Regions from separate parts of the Homo sapiens genome. Here region 1 is linked to region 2. Evidence: read pairs that join two places in POLR2A ChIA-PET (ENCODE). Cell type or tissue: OCI-LY7. All regions are shown on one strand. Links, peaks and the distances in the headings refer to the core of each region. The heading gives the core; the rest is flanking DNA. Region 1 has its middle 52 kb from the start of ITPR2. Region 2 overlaps TM7SF3 (transmembrane 7 superfamily member 3).

Evidence for each region. ChIA-PET counts read pairs that join two places held together with the same protein. Peaks named below come from ENCODE experiments on the same cell type or tissue, not always from the same donor. Only the 100,000 strongest peaks of a DNase experiment are listed, where the experiment ranks them.
Region 1: POLR2A ChIA-PET joins it to region 2 with 5 read pairs; 4 of 35 experiments call an interaction of 5 or more read pairs at or near these places.

The regions. Positions count from the first base shown.
Region 1 is chr12:26,883,086-26,887,483 of GRCh38, forward strand. No RefSeq gene overlaps it. Among named protein-coding and RNA genes, the nearest start is that of ITPR2, 52 kb to the left of the region's middle. RefSeq lists a silencer at 1,931-2,105. In OCI-LY7, for the core only: CTCF peaks have their summits at 2,064 (motif pointing left) and 2,264; a DNase peak (open chromatin) is centred at 2,036.
Region 2 is chr12:27,001,447-27,005,844 of GRCh38, forward strand. It overlaps TM7SF3 (transmembrane 7 superfamily member 3), which reads right to left. Exons shown (of 12, transcript NM_016551.3): 2 at 1,790-1,944. Among named protein-coding and RNA genes, the nearest start is that of TM7SF3, 11 kb to the right of the region's middle. In OCI-LY7, for the core only: no CTCF peak of the experiment used is centred there; DNase peaks (open chromatin) are centred at 2,365 and 2,715; H3K4me3 peaks cover 1,784 bases; H3K27ac peaks cover 1,974 bases.

The sequences.
Region 1 (4,398 bases), core at 166-4,165, 120 kb before region 2:
TGGAAGATCAGAGTAGGGTTAAATTGTGGAATGTAAACTCCGTAAGAGCAGGGGCTTTGCCTGTCTTGTTCAGTCCTTTGTGCTCAGCACCTACAACTGTGTCTTGCCCATGATAGGCCCTCATGTGTGTTGAATGAATAAAGTTTGACCGTAAAGTTAAAAATGTAGGTCCTTATCTTCCAGCATGAAGACCATGGAGAATAAGTGATGACAGTAGGAGAGACGGGGGCAGGGTGGAGTAGGGGGAGAGTTCAAGCAAGAGATTAGGATGAAGCAATAGATTGGGAAAGCCAAGGTACAGAGAGAAGGCAAAAGCCAAGCACCAACCTCCTGGGAATGTTTAGAGAGAGGATGGGATGGAAGAAAATCCAGCAAAGATAAGGAAGTGTTGTTCGGGAATATATACAGCAAACATAAAATATCACCCTATAATTTACAAACTCTCCCATATATGCAGCATTGGGTAAGACAGGCATTGTTTCTCCCATTTTGCACACTTCAGAGATATGATGATGATGATGATGATGATGATGATGATGATGATGATGATATAAAAGTAAGACAAAAATCAAGCTGGTCACAGAAACTAGGAGTCAAGAAATGGTAAGAATAAGGGTTAATCTGTCTGGGTCCAATCAGGAGACAGAAACCACTCAGTAATTTGAACAGAAGAAGTTGAATATAAATTGCTAAACTAGGACAGAGGAGTAACTAAAAAAGATGGAAAGAGGACTGGTGGCTGGGCATAGTGGCTCACACCTATAATCCCAGCGTTTTGGGAGGCCAAGGTGGGAGAATCACTTGAGCCCAGGAGTTCAAGACCAGTCTGGGCAACATGGCAAGACCCTGTCTCTACAAAAATTAAAAAATTAGCCAAGTGTGGTGGCTGTGGTCCCAGCTACTCAAGAGGCTGTGGTCGGAGGATCTCTTGGGCCTGGGATCTCCTGGGCCAGCTACTCAGGAGGCTGAGGTGGGAGGATCTCTTGGGCCTGGGATGTGGAGGTTCCAGTGAGCCATGATCACAGTCACTGCATTCAACCCTGGGTGACAGAGTGAGACCCGGTGAAAGAGAAGAAAGGAAGAAAGAAAGAGAGAAAGAAAGAAGAAAGAAAGAAAGAAAGAAAGAAAGAAAGAAAGAAAGAAAGAAAGAAGGAAGGAAGGAAAGAAAGAACGAGAGAGGGAAGGAAGGGGAAAGAGAAAGAGAAAAAGGGAAAGGGAGAAAGAAAGAAAGAGAGAGAGAGAGAAAGAGAGAAAGAAAGGAAGGAAAGAAACTGGAAAGCGTGTCTTAGGGGTAATAGAGAGTACCCAAGGAGGCCGGGCTCAGTGGCTCACGCCTGTAATCCCAGCACTTTGGGAGGCCAAGGCGGGCGGATCACGAGGTCAGGACATCGAGAGTATCCTGGCTAACATGGTGAAACCCCGTCTCTGCTAAAAATACAAAAAATTAGCCGGGCGTGGTGGCGGGCGCCTGTAGTCCCAGCTACTCGGGAGGCTGAGCCAGGAGAATGGCGTGAACCTGGGAGGCGGAGCTTGCAGTGAGCCGAGATGGCGCCACTGCACTCTAGCCTGGGAGACAGAGCAAGACTCCGTCTCAAAAAAAAAAAAGAAAGAAAAAAAGAGAGAAAGAGAGTACCCAAGGAAAGGAAAACCTGGAGGTAAGTCCACCCACACGGGTGAGGTTTAGACTTCATTAGAGAAAGTATGGATGCAGCCCACTTTATGCAGAGAAGTCAGCTGGGCTGCCTGCGCCAGAGCTGGTCCACAGCCACCAGGCAGCAGGAAACAGCCCTCCAGGGCACAGATGAGCCAAGGCCGGTGGGCAGGTGCACAGAGAGAGTTGGGGTGTCACTGCCAACGTGAGGTCTGGAACATGCCAGTGTCCTTGTCAGGAGCGTCATGATGAAGTGGTTCACTAGGCCTGGGCTGGGCTGCATACAAATCACCAAGGGAGCGGAGTGGCTGCAGCGGAGTGCCACTGGATATACCGGTTCACACAACGTGGGCTGAAACCAAGAGCGCCTCTTTCCTCCCGCAGTGTCTCTTTATCGCCCTCTGCTGGCAAGTCTGAAAATTGTGCTCACTACGAGGGACAAATGCTTTTAGCCTATTGATAGAGGATACAGGAGCTAAGAGGAAATAAATTGACAATTGAAACAAGTGGTTATTCGACATTTTCAAGGGTACCTGTGTATCGCTGAGCTTTTTCAGAGCAAGTAACAGAAATCAGCGAAGCTGGACTTGGTGGACTGAGAGAGGGCTAGGAAAGAGTGGACAGAGGAAATAAAGAGAGGTACTGACAGTAGTGATAGTCATCATTGTAGTAATAGTAGTAGTGATGGTGTAGGTTAACATGGCAACATCAGAGCAACCAGAGAGAAAGTGAGAGATTTTGTGCCCCAGCGTCTCCATATAAAATCACAGAAAACAGTAAAAGACTCTGGTGAGCTGAGCCCAGGTCTCCTACTCAAATGGGTCTTTTCCCCTAGCAAGAGATGCTGAGTATTATGATTGAGCAGGCCTGAATCATTTGCTTACTCCTTTGACCAAAGAGATGGGTGACTGATTGGCAGCTATCAGCTCATCATGAGGTAGGAGAGGGAAATTTTCCCAAAGAAAGGCTGTTACTACTGAAAAGGGAACATAGATGAAAAGGTTCTAGGCCAGGTGTGGTGGCTCACACCTGTAATCCCAGCACTTTGGGAGGCCAAGGCAGGTGGATCACCTGAGGTCAGGAGTCCAAGACCAGCCTGACCAATATGGTGAAATGCCATCTCTACTAAAAATACAAAAATTAGCTGGGCGTGGTGGCGTGTGCCTGTAGTCCCAGCTACTCGGGAGGCTAAGACAGGAGAATTGCTTGAACCTGGGAGGCGGTGGTTGCAGTGAGCCGAGATCACACCACTGCACTCCAGCCTGGGCAACAAAGTGAGACTCCATCTCAAAAAAAAAAAAAAAAAAGCTTCTGAAAGGCAGAAACCTCTAATGTCTATCACAGGGTCACAGAGGAAAAATGGGAATAAGGCCAATGCTGAGAAGGCTTTTGTTTGTTGTTGTTTGTTTTACATTTTCAATGTACTATTACATTAATTAATTTGTCCTCTTAAGAGTCAATATTAAACTCCAAGTAGAGCTGGATACAGGAGCAGTGCAAGGCAGACACAAGGTCAAAATGCATCTATGGTTTCTCTTACTCGTTTCATAGTCACCACAGAGCAGTGATGTTGGCAGGTAGTAGGGGTTTTCATTTTAACTCTCCATTAGTTGATGCAAATGATATATGAAAACAAAAGAATTCTAAACTTTAAATATTGCTCCAAAGATAGATAAAATCTATTTCCTCCTCCCAAGAAGTGCTAATTGAGCTCAAATGTTTTTGCTTTTGTTTTTAAACAGTGTAAGGTTCAGTAAAGTGATATCCAGTTACCCAGGCAGAGCTAACTATACTGAGGCAATGGATACTGGTAGGAAAAGCATGGGGGCAGACATCACTGGCACCCATTTGCCCCTGAAATGGATCAGAAGAGTTTCAGCAATACCATACCTTGTGCTGGTGCTGACATCTTTCTTTGTGAATATGCTAGCTGTGACTACCCACTACTCATGTGAAGAGATCCAAGTTCATCATGGTGTGCCAGACACGGTTGCTATTATTGGAAAATTATTCTCTTATCCAATATCTCCCTATGCCTTCCATGGGAAAATAAGTCAGTTTCAGGCAAGCATCTATGTATCTCTAACCTATCTGTTCAGCATTGTGTTCTTATAGATATTAAAATAAATAGAACCCAAATTTTCCAAGTGACTCCCATAATAATTTTTATGTTGGTGTCTCAGAGCATTAACTGAGAAAATAAAAGTATTTTTAAAGGCTCATAAATAATAATTGATTACGGGGAACCCAGTTTGGGAAGAGCAACTTAATACTTTAATAGAATATAGCATTTTTAAGACAGACCTTAATCGTCAGTTATATTAGGTAGTTGTTAGGTTTTGGTAAAAAAAATTTTTAGAGAAATACTTAGCCAAATATTTTAATGAGCCTAATGATATTTTCTGGTTTCTAGTAAAAGTTTGTATTTTTTTTATAAGGACTTTATAAACCTGAGACGAAAAAAGATATCTGTTTCTAGGGATTTAAAAAACAAACAACAGCAACAAAAAAAAACGGGTTTGTGAGGAAACTTGACATTCGTACCTCAGCAGAGGTCTTTAACGCTTAGGTTTTTTTGTTTGTTTTTGTTTTCTTGTTGTTGTTTGTTTGTTTTGAGATGGAGTCTTGCTCTGTCGCCCAGGCTGGAGTGTAGTGGCATGATCTCGGCTCACTGCAACCTCCGCCTCCCGGGTTCAAGCAATTTTCCTGCCTCAGCCTCCTGAGTAGCTGGGATTACAGGCGCATGC
Region 2 (4,398 bases), core at 265-4,264:
CCAAACACAGGGGTTCCTAACTGGGGGCCTGAGAGTCTGAGTTTTTGAAGGGCCCCATGAAATTTTATATTTATATTTGAGTCCATAGACTTGAGCAGTCTATGGCTCCAGGAGCTTAAGAACCACTGGCCTAGGACATAGCAGGCGTTCAACAAATATAAACCCTTATTTCACCCATCCTCTCTCTTTTCCTTCAAATGTTGTCTTGCTGTAATGTCATTAGGAAGAAACACACTGTTTGTCAATTAAAAATTGTTTTAATAGATCTAGTTAAAAAAGAGAAGAAGAAAGAACTCATCTATGTGCCATTTTACTAAGTCTCCTATGTAAGAGTCTGAATAGGAAGCTGTCTTTTGAATTCAGTGCCATAAAAAACTTGGCCTCCCCTGAGGAACTGGCATGCTCCTTCCTTTCTAAGGAAGTTATGAAATTTAACATGCTTTACCTTCTGCTTTAGCTGCAAAGAACTTGGGCAAATTCGACGTATGTGTGACATCGGTATCTCTTGTAATTAATACTATTTATTCCTTTCCTTTTTTCCTAAGCTGAATTCTTCCATTTCTAGTCTATTAACTACCCCCCTACACACATACCCCACAACACACACGCACACACGTGCACAACCACATGCACACAATTTCCAAACCTCTATGGTAGGGGAAAGAAGGCAGGAATAAAAATACACAAAATAGTAAGAAAGATAGTGTGACCAATGCCTCTAATATTATATATGGGCTGGGGCGCAGTGGCTCATGCCTGCAATCCCAGCACTTTGGGATGCCCAGACAGGCGGATCACTTGAGGCCAGGAGTTCAAGACCAGCCTGGGCAACAGAGCAAAACCCCATCTCTACAAAAAAAAAATGTTAAAAATTAGCCAAGTGTGGTGACATGTGCCTGTAGTTCCAGGATCACTTAAGACCAGGAATTTGAGCCATGATCACACGACCACATTCCGGCGTGGGTGATGGAGTGAGATCTTATCTCTAAAAAAAAAAATAAAAATTTTAAAAATTTACATATGAATTAGATTAAGACAGAATTGTTTACCAAATTCCAGAATATTATAATATAGGCTTAGGACAAATAAAAAGAAGTATAACTTCATACAAGGTGAAATGCATGTATTGGTCTAGGGCATCATAGAGACTAAATGCAGATAGATTGTAAAAGATTATATAAATGGCAGACTCTTCATAGCTTAAACTAACCCAGAGAATTTTAAAAACTTTCTAAGGCTGAGGTTGAGGTTAAGGGGTTTAGTGATGACATCTATAATAGAGTCCTTAATACTGCTGGAGGCATAGCACAGGGCTGGATGAACTGAGCACTATAATTTTTTTGTTGTTTGCGTGACAGAGTCCAAAGAATAAAGTTGATATTATAGGGTTCTTGGTAAAGTTCAATACTATAGCTAAACAACAATGAAAACCCATTAAACATATATTCTCAGGTAAAAGTTATTAAGGCCCCACTAAAGTAAGAAAATGAAAAGGTGGGAATTCACGAAGAAAACTTGCCTGCATAGTGGTGACATTTGTCACAGGGTGCCCTTCTCCCCAGCTCAGCTCTCCATTACCCCTTTTTAGGTCAGAGACTGCCACACTCAAGAAAGGCCTGAGATACTCTCAGTCACTAACTTGAAAACATCCTATCTTGATTTTTTAAAATTTAAGACATAAGATCATAAACATAAAAGAGATAGAGATATCAAATTCTAATGCTCATACTAAATACCAGACCCCCAAAATATAGAAATGATTTTTACTAAAATAATTCTTTGCACTTACCGGAGAAAAGGAAACAGTTGTATTCTGATACTGTGAGTGTATTTGGAAAATAAGAAAAGTCACATTGCTTGAAATATCATGCAAAATAGCTTCCTCTGGAAAGGGCCTATTGAGCTCGAAGTATCTAAATTTCCCCACAGAAAATTCAATAAGACCTACAACGAGATAAACTTTTCATTACAACACTTGTACTCTCATATCAATTTGCAGAAATCATATTCATAAATGAATGTGGAATTTAATCCTCAGAAAAACTCCTTGAGGTAAATATGGTTATTGCTCCTATTTCACTGCTAAAGACAATGTGGCTTAAAAAGTGATGCAGCCCATCCAGGGTCATCCAGCCAGTGAATGGTAGAGCTCAGAACTAAAATGCAAGAGGTATTTCAAAAGGTATGCTGAAGACAGGCTCCTGGAACCCAGAGAAACTTCCCCTCTGGTAGCAGCAATAACAATGATCTCTGGAACAGAGTCCCTGAATTTAAAGATGACAATCCTGTGGGGCTACTAACAATCATGAATGTGCTGGTGTTAAAGAACCATAACCGTCTAGTGAATTCTGAAGTCAGCGTAGCCCGAAGAGACACAGGTGGCTGCAATTTAATACCGGTGTTTACCAGCTGTGTGATTTTAGGCACGTTCCTTAAATCCCCTTAAGCCTCAATTTCCTCATCTGTCTAATGGAGACTGCAAAGGAAGGTGAAATCAATACTGACAAAAATGTCCAATGAGCACCCACACCAGGCACTGCACATAAAATTGTGAACCACAGGCATTCTGGAAAAGAGAGCTTTTGTTTGCTTAAGGATCAAACTGAGTCCATAAAAAAGATAGGTTATAACAAGAACAGTTTTTCAACACCTCCTCCAGGCCTGTCCCATCTGTCTACTTGCCTCCATGGTCTGCATCTCACTGACTCTGTCCCCACTTCTCTGTGATGTGTTTCTGCCAGCTGCACACCAGCTCATCTTTTTTCAATCTAACTCTCAAATAATCCTTTAATTAGGTTGCTTTTACTCCTGTGCGGTCCTGGATTCCTACCCCACCCCCCATCCTACAGTCAGTATCTGTCTGCATGAACAGCAGAAAAGATCCCAAGTTTCACATAAGCAGTCTTGGGGGTTCAATTCTAAACAAACAGACAAAAGATTTAGATTAAATATAGATGAAAAGGAATTGATGAAAAAAGATTATAATTCACCCGAGTCCCATAGTGGAACTGTCATGTTTTATTTTAGAAGGTAATTAGAGTCAGTGGGCGGTAAAACATTTCAGATACTAAATAACTTAATAACACATTCTTATATACCATGTCCCAAAAAGGTCAATTTTCAACACTTTTTTTTTTAATACGAAAGCTCCACTGGATGATTTAAAACCAAACAGAACCAAAAAAATCAAGAATGAGTAGCCTGTGGAAGAACAGCCAAAAAAAAGACACAAATAGTGTTAAGACTAGAATAATCTTAACCTCTATATATTTTCCCTAAGCTCTGTGATGCTACATTACATTCATAACTTAATGTTTTTTTAAAAAAATGATAGAATAAAACGTTACAATTTCATTTCTAAAACTCTAGAGAAAATTGTAATAGTTTTAACAATGACAAATGAAGATAGCATATTTCCTATTTATGGTACCAGAAAGACATTTTACATTTTAAATGGACCAAACTCCAGCTGGAACAGAGGTTAAAATATTAAGGAATGGCCAATAGAATCTGGGTAGGGAAGTCTGGAAAAAGTTTGTGTGCACGTGTTTTTTCTTTTTAAAAAGAAACAAGAAAAACATGTTTATATTTTCCAGGCCTTCCCATTATCATGATTATTTTATTAGAAAAGCAAATTATACATAAAACTATATGGATTTCAGTAAATTACACTAAAAATGTTTCATTTATTGCCCTTCAAGTTTGGTCCCATCCATCATGCATCCTCCAAGTCTTAAAAATTCCCACCCGTATTGGCAGTATCAGTCTGCTTTCCTAGAAATTAATCAGATTTCTATCCTTTCACTGTTCACAGCATTCAACTCACTTACTATCCTGCCTTTTCTAGTCTACATCTTCAGTTTTTCCTTTTTGTTCTCATTTTCCCTATTTGGCAATATTTATAAGGTACTCATGGACTAGGCACTCTAGTTGTTGGGCACCATGATCAAAACTGACACAAACAAATTCATAAAGGTTATCCAAGGCTTCTGTAATTATCACTTAAATTTGCCCTTTGATATTATTTTAGAAAATGTTCTAATAATCCTCATGTCTATCTCCCATGACATGAGCCTTCCATCAGAACAGTATACAGAACCTTTAAAAGCCCTGGAAGAGACTGAAGCCATCAACTAGAGAAGCCTTCATGGTAAACTTTTCTTAACCTTCCCTTAACCTATCACCCAGGATGAGGATGAATCACAACTCAAAAATACTTGGAGAAACAAAACTTTGGAAAGACAGTACGGAAACACAGAACCATGGAAACTAAAATACATTGTTAAACAACTGATGACTTGACAAAATAAGTAGGGGGGTATTAAAAGCAGGTATCTCTTGGAGTATATTTTAACTGATTTTTTTTTTTTTTTGAGATGGAGTCTCACTCTGACACCT